2 separate regions of the Homo sapiens genome follow, and region 1 is linked to region 2. Evidence: chromatin loops called from intact Hi-C (ENCODE). Cell type or tissue: endothelial cell of umbilical vein. All regions are shown on one strand. Each heading gives the region's core, and the rest is flanking DNA. Links, peaks and the distances in the headings are about the cores only.

Region 1 (5,388 bases), core at 308-5,307, 64 kb after region 2:
ACAGATAATGGAAATAATTCTAACTATTTAAGAAAAAAATAGAATAATAAAAACAAAAGCATTTACCATAAGGAATTAGGTGCTTACTAATCTAATCATTGGACTCTAGACTGGGCCTCTAAGAATGGCTTCCAGAAAGGCACAGTGGACTGCGTGCCAGGGGCATTGCTTCCATTATTACTCCTAGGAAGCTAGGAACTAAAAAAGCCTGCATGTCAACTGCTGGTTTCAAATCACAGCACCCTAGCCACAACCAGGAGTCACGAAGCAACTGTTGTCTTCTGGGATATTCTACTTTAGCTGTGATTCAGGGATCAGACTGCTACCAGCATTGTTAGCTTCAGAGCTGTCTGCTGCCTGTTAGATTTGCACAAGCAAGACAAAACCTTGGGTGCTTCTTCTCTTCCGCTTAACTCTGAATTCAAGTTTTATGGAAGTGGCGCTCATGGTGAAACCCAAATTGGAATTCAAGTCTTATGGAAGTGCATCTTAATGGTGAAACCTAAATTGTGTTGAGAATGCTAGTTACAAGGGAGTCTGGGAAATGAGGTTTTTAGTTTTCTGGCATCTGCAGTGTAAGAAGGCAAATATGGAGATTGGAACAGAAGTTGAGCTGGCCAATGTGCTGTATCAGCCACAGATGCTTTTGTGTTATTTCCTGTGATGGCTAGAAAACAAACTTAGAATCTGGCTGATTGAGTAAGGAAACAATTTTCAGATGTAAACCTTGTATATTACAGTCTCCAAGTAGATTTTTAAAATATATTTTTTTGTTTGCATTATCTGAGAATCCAGAAGAGCATCCAGTAATCAGTAATTACATAGTCAGATGTGCCAGGTGGAATGATTCAGGTATCTCTATGTATTTGTAGCTTGAATCCTGTATGTCTTCTGTTTAGAACTTAGCCATCTTTTGAAATTAAGCTTTTTTCCACTGGTGATTATGCTAGTGCATTTAATTGGGATTATTTTTTGGCACAGCGATCATTAATTAGAGCAAATGGAGCATAAGCAACGTTAGTTGAATAAATAATGAATTTAAAGAGTCTATGAAGGTTAAATAGCATACTCTGGAATGTTCTATGAAGTAATTTTTCCTTTCCATGCTACATACTGTCAAGATAACTAGTCTAACCCAAGGTTAGATAGAAAACAATATGTAGAGTGTTTCCTGCAATATTTTCATGAAAAATATATGTGTAAAAATGTCTAGGATGGTCTAAGAGAAAATATTTATATTGATTACTGTGAATTAGAATAGATTTTTTGGTTTGTTTATATTAAAAACATTTAATCCCATGAGCACATCATCTTATCAGAAAATGATTCCAAAAAGTTCTTCTGTGAGTTTTATCAACCAGGAGTTCTATTCAAAATACATAGGCAGAATAAATAGTAAAGTAAAAAAAAAACCTATGTGTCTTTTATTTCTCTGCTAACTTTGAATGGGTACATGTGATAGACTTTAATTATTTTGTGGCTAATTTATTGGAAATTGTTTTTTGGTTGGGAATACAATGTCTTTTGTTGATATCTCCCCAAGTCTCAGGTCATAATCATAAATTATTTATTTTATTGAAGGCAGTTATGATACCATCTTGTCACTTTTCCTAATAATTGTATAATAATAAGTTGTATTCACATTATATTGATCTATTTACTTTTTCAGTTAATTCCGTATGAAACATTTGTTTACTAAGATATCAAATCAACCACAAATTACCATTCATAGATAAAATGGAATTAATTCTTAATGATGTGGCCTTTTTAGGACATAGTTAAAATTCTTTAATTTTGTGATTATGTTATTTAGTATACATTAAGTATAATGTAGAATATACTTATGATATTGGCCCTTCTTTCAGGAAATTAAAATTTAAGGAAATGGGCAATGTATGATGCTATTTAATTATGAAAATTCTCCTGTGACGTTTTGTCTTTTCATGTTAGGCCTAAGCAGAGGGCCTAAAGGGTGTGGTTGTCAGTTACACTTGGGAAAATTTATAGGAGTGGGAAATTCTCAAATGAGATCATAGGGGTCTCCAGGCAGAGGGCCAGGCTGAGCCACAAGCAGCTCCATAGAGCCAGGGTCAGGGAGCTGGAGAGTCAGGATGAAGGTCATGGGTAAAATATAATTCTGGGCATTCTGCTGAAATGGCAGACCTCTCGGTACAGTATAGATATGCAAATGCTAACACCCAGAGTGTCTGACTTTGATGTGCTGCCAAGCACCTTTGGCCTCCAGTGGGTGCTGACTGAATTGGAGAGATTCCAGATTCAGCAAAGATGTCTGTTAGCAGAGGAACAGGATTAATGAAGGGATTTGTCCCTCTCTTACCTCAGTTTACTTAAGGAGAGGGTTTTATTAATTGGCGTGAAAACGTTGCATAACATTTTAGGAACTAAATCCTAGAATTTCTTTTAAAATAGTACATTTACAATAATTATCAAAGATTTTTTCTTTAAAATTATTTTTTCAGATCTAGAGTTATTTTAACTTTATTTTGAAATAATTTCAAACTTGTAGAAGAGTTGCAAGAAGAGTATTAAAACCCTCTTGTGGCCGGGCATGGTGGCTCACACCTGTAATCCCAGCACTTTAGGAGGCCGAGGTGGGCGGATCACCTGAGGTCAGGAGTTCGAGACCAGCCTCAACATGGAGAAACCCCATCTCTACTAAAAATACAAAATTAGCTGGGCGTGGTGGTGCATGCCTGTAATCCCAGCTACTCAGGAGGCTGAGGCAGGAGAATTGCTTGAACCTGGGAGGCGGAGGTTGCGGTGAGCCGAGATCGCGCCATTGCACTCCAGTCTGGGCAACAAGAGCGAAACTCCGTCTCAAAAAAAAAAAAAAAGCCCTTTTGCATAACAACTATGAATGCTTTGCCACATTTGCTTTATCTCGTTTTGTCTCTGTCTCTCTCTATACACACACACACACACACACACACACACACACACGCACCATTTAAGAGTTAATGGTCAATATCACACCCCTTTACTCCTAAACATTTCAGCATGTATTTCTTAAGAACAAGGACATTCTCTTATATAACCACATAGATATACAGCCCATATTCAAAATTTGCCTATTATCCCAATAATATTTTTTAGAGCATATTTCCTCTTGGCCAAATAAGTCATGACTACATATTACCTTTAGTTGTCATGTCTTTTAAATTTTTAATCTGGAATAATCTCGTAACTCCATTTTCTTTCATGACATTGATATTTTTGAAGGGTATATGCCACTTGTTTTATAGACCAATCCTTTATTTTGATTTGTCTGATTCAATATTTTTTATCAATGACTTTATACTTTAATTTGAAAAACATGGAAATATATAAGGAAGAAAACATTCACCCTTGATCCTGCTGTCCAAGGATACTTCTGACATTTAGACATACTTCCATTTTTCCTATGACTCATAAAATCAGTTACAAAATTGAACATACAGAATAATCCCATATTTTATACATATTAATACGTATAAAATATGTATAGTGTATACATATTAATATGTATAAAAATATGGGATTATTCTGTATGTTCAATTTTGTATCTGATTTTATGAGTATTTTTCCATCTCATTAAATGCTCTTTGAAAGCATATTTTCCTGGCTCCCTAATGTTCTTTATTACAGTTACACTATCATTTATGTAAATACTCTCTTATCATTGGATATTTAAATTGTTTCTATTTTTCTTATTACAAAAACACTGTGACTGCATGCAGTGGCTCACCTGTATAATCCCTGATAGTCAGGAGGCTGAGGTGGAAGGATCATTTAATGCTAGAGGTTTGAGATTAGCCTGGACAACAGAGTGAGACTCCATCTCTAAAAAAACAAAAAAGGACCACACACACACACACACACACACACACACACACACACACACACACACACACCCTGTCAGAATGAATACCATCAATCTATAAACTGCATTTGATTCCTCTTTTTCTTTTTTCTTTCTTTTTTTTTTTGAGATGGAGTCTCACTCTGTTGCTAAGGCTGGAGTGTAATAGCGCGATCTCGGCTCACTGCAACTTCCGCCTCCCGGGTTCAAGTGATTCTCCTGCCACAGCCTCCTGAGTAGCTGAGATTACAGGCACACACCACCACACCTGGCTAATTTTTGTATTTTTAGTAGAGACAGGGTTTTACCATGTTGGTCAGGCTGGTCTCGAACTCCTCACCTTGTGATCTGCCCTCCTCGGCCTCCCAAAGTGCTGGGATTACAGGCATGAGCCACCGCACCCAGCCCCTGATTCCTCTTTTTCCTAAAATTACTTAAGCACATGTATATTAAACAAATGACTTTTCATAGTGGACTTACTCATAAACCAGTAATTAAAGTCTTGATGTGTGCAGAAATGCAAAACATTTCCCAGTCTGATTTTTGGGGCCTCTCTCTTATAAGGGTTTGCTTTCCCATAATGTATCGTCTGCTCAGTGTGCTTGCCACACTATCTGTGGTGACAATGTATTGTCATTCTCTTGGTCTGACTGCTGGGAGATCACAGGGAGCTGAGTGCCGCTGAGTTAAACAGATGTTCAGCATGGCTGCATCTTCAAAGTTTTGTCTGGTTCCAGCCCTGACGAAACTTCTAGGGCCCTGAGAGAAAGAGAAAGTTTCTAGTTGAAGTAATATCCTATAGTTTGTTAGTGGAAACAGAAGCACGTGGTTTCTGATTTGGTTCTGGTGTTCTCTTTGGAGATTTGTATCAGTGATGAAAAAAAGGAAAGGTTGGTTAAGTCTGTTGCCTCCTGAAGTGGTTCTTTTTATCAGAATAAAGACTAGGCATCATCTCCTCTATGAACTTTTTCCTGACACTCCTGTTCATCTTCCATGCTGGACCCATTAGGATTAATCACCTTCTCCTTTGAGTTACCCATATATGTTATCTTTAGGTCTGCTACAGCCTTCGCACTGTCTTACAACTAATTGTATATAAGTCTAGCTTCCCTATGAGGCACTGGGTTTTATATGCATTAGATCCATTTGCCCTGCAATAAGCCACCCCAAAACTTAGTGGCTTAGAACAATAGCCATTAATTTAGCTCATGATTCTGTGGAATCAGCAGGTTGGTCTGGGCTCAGTAGGGCTCAGCTGCTTTCTGATGGGACTCACTCATATGGTTGGCTGGGGGCTGGCTGATTGATGACTGGGATACCTCACTTATTCTCTTGTGGTTTCCCATCCTTCAACGGGCTAGTTCAGACTTGTTCACATGATGTCAACAGGGTTCCCAAAAGCATCAACAGAGCATATCCTTTAATGTACAAGAACTTTCAAATTTCTGCTTCTGATACATTTGCTTCTGTCCCACTGTCCAGAACAAGTCACATGGCTAAGCCCAGAGTTATTGTGTGAGAGCACTACA
Region 2 (5,388 bases), core at 222-5,221:
CATACAAAGGACTATTTCATAATAGTTACTTAAGGGATGGGGACAGGTGCATGGGCTGGGGAGGATGGGGAGGACGAAGACAGGCACAGTAACAAGGTTTTTCAGTAGGTTCTCTTTCACATTGTTTTAATTTTTGAGCCATGGTTGTATCACCTATTTAAAAATATGAAAATAAGGTTGATGGGTGCAGCAAACCACCATGGCACATGTATACCTACTTATCAAACCTGCACGTTCAGCACAAGTATCCCAGAACTTAAAGTAAAATTATTAAATAAATAAAATAAAACATATAAAAATTAAAACATAAAATTTGGGGTGACTTTAATGGTGTGAATTTCAGGCAAGTGTTCAATGGTTCTCACCAAAAGGCCTGGGGTTCTTTTACCCCCATTGTTTTTTGCTTAACCCGTGTACTTTCCGGAGTTTTCTTCCCAACTTTTTCTCTTGGCTAACTCCCACTTCACCTCAGGTCTTGGCTCAAATATCACTTTCTTCCCGTATCCTCACTTTCTCTGCTATCCTGTGTGCTTTAGATTCTCCTCTCCTGTTTTCTCACGGGGTGTTATGAGAACTGCTGCTGTGATTTTTCTCACATTGGGCTGTAATTATTGATTAACTTGTCCTTCTACCCATTTGACTATGAACGCTTTGCCTCTATTCATAGCTTATAATAAATGTTCAAGAAATTTTTATTGAATGAATCCTGCCATGTAGGTGTAGGGACCTTATACCATGGAATTCTGGAGACAGCTTCGATTTCAAGCATTTGTTCCTTTGTTTCCTTAAGCACTAATCAGGCCAATGTACTGATTCTTCCTTTTCTCCCTACTCCCTTCCCTTCCCCTCCCCTCCTCCCTCCCTCCTTCCCTCCTTCCCTTCTTTTTTTTCTTTCTTTTTCCTTTCTTCCTTTTTCTAAAATACACATAAATGTGCTCATCTATTCTGGTCTTAATTGTAGTTGCTGAGTAAGAAGTAGAAATCTTTCAGCTCTGATGTTGACACAAACAAAGGCAAAAAATTATTTTTATATAATCCCAGGGCTGAAGGGAAACCAGGGGACTTAAAAGAAATTTAGAAGCTGTGTCTCTTCTATACGTAGACTGTGAGCTCTTTCAAAGCAGAGATGGCATCTTTTCCACCTTTGTGCCTCTGGTATATTGCACATGGCCTGTTACCTAGTATGTGCTCAATAAATGAGTGCTAAACTTAATTACAAAAATTAACATGGCATATTTTGCCTTCTCTTGAGAATTTTTGTCTGAAGTTGAAGAACTCTGTATTTTGAAAATTAAATCTATACAGAAGTAGGAAAATGGTAAAAATTATGGAATCGAGGGATAGATAGACCTGGATTCAAATTCATATTCTTTTTTCATCATTAACTGTAACTGCATGGCCATAGCTAAACCACTTAACTCATCTGAGCCTGTCCTCATTTGTAAAACACACACACACACACACACACACACACACACAGTCTCCCATGGTTATTAAAATAATTAAATGGGATAACCTAAGTAAAGGCCTTAGTACATGCTGAACACTTGGTACTTGCTTATTGTTATTTCATTGAACATGTTATGCTCAACAAGTTATCTAGCTAATATATGCAAAGTTTTGCAAGGCCAGGCCAAAGGCACAGGTCTTAAAATTATAAAAGCTGAAGGAGTTGCAACCAAGAAAGGAAATAATTAGGGAAGAGAGACTGGATCAGAAGCCAGGCAGCTAAGGGTACTGGCTTTTCAAATTGTGTTCTTTTGTTAAGACTAAAATTGGAAGACAGGAGAAGCAGGGCTTTTGGAATTGTGGATACCAAGCACCACTAAATGATTAAAGCAAAGTGCAGTGCTGGCTGGTGGCCGTGTGCTTGTTATCTTGGAAGTGCAACCCTTGTGTCCTGTATCTGATTCATTTTCAACAATTTTTTTTTTTTTTTTGTGGGTGGGGAAGAAAGAGGAGGGATGACAGAGAAAGGTTGGAAGATACACAGGAGAGATATTTGAGGGGAGGAGCAAATAGACTAATATTCTCAGTGCTTTTTAACTCATTGATTGCCAGGAGCCTGGGTGAGGCAAAGCATTGGTTTATTCAGCTTTTATTCAGCTCAGTGCCCTGTTGACAACACAATGTGTCTGAGTCACAGGGGGTCAAGTGACTGTAGCTTCTCTGATGAGTCACTGTCTTGTTTCCACTAATGTCTCCGTGGCTGGGGCCAATTTGTTTACTGAGAGAAAGCTACAGCTGTCTGCAGGTACAGACATTTGTACTCCAGAACTTACCAGCAGAGCCAAGCAGTGTGGATGTGAGGAGCTTTTGCACTCCTGGAAGGTCCTCACGGGTAACAGGCAGTGGGAGCTGCTTGATGTGATATGATGATGCTCTTTCCTTTGATTTGGTATCAAGAGAAGCAACTGTTTAGAATTAGAGCTCAGAGGATTGAGCAAGAGTTAGAAGGTGGGAACAGGACTAACATATATCACCCAGGAACCCAGTAAGACATATGGCATATTCACAGTAGGCAATTGAAGGGTGCTGGGTAGAGAGACTATTCACAAGGGTGTGAGCAGGGTTCAGGGAAACCAGCAAGGGATGGTGCAGGGTCTCAGAGAAAGCAAGTGTGGGGAGCCATTACTTGGCTGAAGAAGCATGAGTGGGGAGAGTGGCTATTGGAGCACGGGGGAGTAGAAGTTGGAGAAAGTCACCTGAGAGGAGCAGTGGCCATCATCTTAAGGCCACAGTCAACTTACAGTGAACCAACAGGGATGGAGTCAGGGTTATACATACCCACTTCACTCTCCTCCCACTCTCCCATTGGAGACCCTTATATTGGCCACATCTTACTGAAAGCCAGAGAGAAGGGAGTTGTTGACGTTGGCCACGCAGGCCAGCTCCTGAGGAAGAGAGCAGGGTGGAGAAGCTGGAGAGTGGCTCTGGGGGGATGCAGAAAATATCTAGCACAAGTCACTAGCTAGACAAGCCAGTTACCTCATGTGGGTCTCAGTTTTAATCATCGGTGAAATGGGAAAATCACTCTACCTTTTTGGCAGTGTTGTGAGAGTGGAGTTAGATAAAAGGATTTGAAAGGCCCTGAAGCGCTCTGCAAATGTTGAGTAAGAAGTTGCTCTATAGCTGCTACTTTTCACAGAGAAGGGAAATACTATGTTACTCAAGTAAATTCCTTCCCTCCTGGTTAGTTCACCACCCCTTCTTGAGATCTTACTTTCATGTAGCGCATACTGGATGCCAGGAGTGAGCATGGGGAACAAAGATGGGTGGGCTATAAAAAAATGTGATGACAGTTATAAGACATAGCCAATGCTCCGTCAATAGCCTATAATATAGTTACAAAGAAAGATATAAATAGGTGTGTAGTGTGTGTGTGTGTGTGTGTGTGTGTGTATGTGTGTATGTATTCCTATATCAATGTATGAAATGCATGGAAAGATATGAAGGTAATTATCTATCTGTGTAATCATCCATTCATCCATCCATCCATCTACACAAAGTAATGCAACCACATATGCAAAATGGAACAATACATATATAAATAATTAGAACTGGATAGGAACAATAAAAAAAGGGTGTTCAGAAGAATAGAGTTTTGCATTGGAAATTAGGTCTTGAAGTGCCAACCTACTGACCTGTTGGGGATGTTATTGTCCATCCAGGTTTAGAAGTAGACTTTTAAAGAAAGAGAGTAAAGTATTTAAATTTTTTGAGTTTATGTATTTGTTTATTATTCTTTTTATCTCCAATGCTTGGCACAGTATTCTAAAGGCCCTCAAGAAGTGTTTATTAAATGAATCAGTTAACAAAAAAGGTATTTATGCTACTTTATTAAATGAGAGAAGAAAATACATATAATAACAACGCCTGCCTATAGCGTGGTCTCTATGAGAATTCTTCCAGTGCTGTTTGAAATACTGTACCACTGAGGCCAAAGAGGACACAGTGACTGAGCTTAGCATATGCTTTAGGTAAGTGATTTGTGTAAGATTAATGTGTGCATAGATGCAATCTCAAAATTTCAAGACAGAAAATGACTGCTTTTTGGAAGATGTTTATTAAGAGCCTATGGCATGCCAGACATGCATGTCCTACCCATGCTTCTGGAGCTCAGTAGAAAGAGAAGTTGAGTGAGGGTGGTGATAGTTTCCTCATATGGTTGTCAGGTTATTGTAAAGCTTAAAAATAGTGTTCCTTTTCTGCCATGGGCTTGAAAACAAACAAACAAACAAAAACAAAACAAAACAAAAATAGTGTTTAGCACTCAAATACCTTTGCATAAGTATTAATAGTCTAGGATTCAGGGTGTGGTAATGAAAGGGAAAGTTAAAGTAACACCATCTAAACGTTTCTAGGCAAATGTAAGTGGAAATGATACTGGTGTGGGACTATTCAGAATCACTGCTGTGGATGCAGAAAGCACTGGCTCTGAGCCCATGGGGCACAGCCCAGAGAACAGAGCTCTGCAGCGAGGCCAATGCTTCTTGGTCTTTGGATAAGTTGATAACTCTTAGGAGCTCTTGGGATTGTCTGAAGGCTGTGGGGGGAAAAGCACAGCCTGCACCTACTATTAGCTCCCTGCAGAAGAAAGAAGAGAACATGGCCCATTCAAAGTCATGTTTTTTTCCAGCTCTGCTCTCTTCCCTAGTCTCCAGGCTGCAGGCATGCAAGGCTGAAATCAGGCTTCCAATGACCAAAGAAAAACTGTGCCACATCCCAACCTTAAAACAAGGCTGTCAAGCCCTGATCAAGGGCTGTGGATGATACAGGGTTTATATGTATAGATGGGCCCTCTCTGTTGATTGTTTAAATTCAGGTAACATTCACATAACACAGAATCATTTAAAAGTATACAATTCGGTGGCATTTAGTAAATTCACTGAGTTGTGCAACCATCATCACTATCTAGCTCCAAGACATATTATTTTCGTCACCCCAAAAGGAAATGCAATATACATTAAGTAGTTGCTTCCCATTCTCCTCCCAATCCAATTTCTGGTAACCACCAATCTGATTTGTCTCTAGGGATTTATCTATTCTGGATGTTTCATATAAATTGAATAATACAAAATATGATCTTTTGTGTCTGTCTTTTTTCACCTAGCATAATGTTTCCAAGGTTCATCCATGTTGTAACATGTTGGTGCTTCATCCGACACATTTTTTGGCTGAATAATATTCCACTGTGTGGATGTACCACATTTTGTTTATCTTTTATCAGTTGATGGAAATTTGGGTTATTTCTACCTTATGGCTATTGTGAATAGTGCTGCTACAAATATTTGTGTACAAGATTTTTTTAAATACCTGTTTTCAATTACTTTGGGTATATACCTACAAGTGGAATTGCTAGGTCACATAATAATTCTAGTTTAACTT

The links. A loop is a pair of places that touch in the nucleus more often than their neighbours do. Peaks named below come from ENCODE experiments on the same cell type or tissue, not always from the same donor. Only the 100,000 strongest peaks of a DNase experiment are listed, where the experiment ranks them.
Region 1: it touches region 2 in a loop (2.3-fold over the local background); 2 of 110 quality-filtered maps call a loop at or near these places.

The regions. Positions count from the first base shown.
Region 1 is chr1:171,879,504-171,884,891 of GRCh38, forward strand. All of the region lies in intron 1 of DNM3 (dynamin 3), which reads left to right. Among named protein-coding and RNA genes, the nearest start is that of DNM3-IT1, 18 kb to the left of the region's middle. RefSeq lists an enhancer at 4,432-4,511. In endothelial cell of umbilical vein, for the core only: no CTCF peak of the experiment used is centred there; no DNase peak of the experiment used is centred there.
Region 2 is chr1:171,815,703-171,821,090 of GRCh38, forward strand. No RefSeq gene overlaps it. Among named protein-coding and RNA genes, the nearest start is that of DNM3, 23 kb to the right of the region's middle. RefSeq lists enhancers at 1,320-2,306, 2,307-3,292. In endothelial cell of umbilical vein, for the core only: no CTCF peak of the experiment used is centred there; a DNase peak (open chromatin) is centred at 2,169.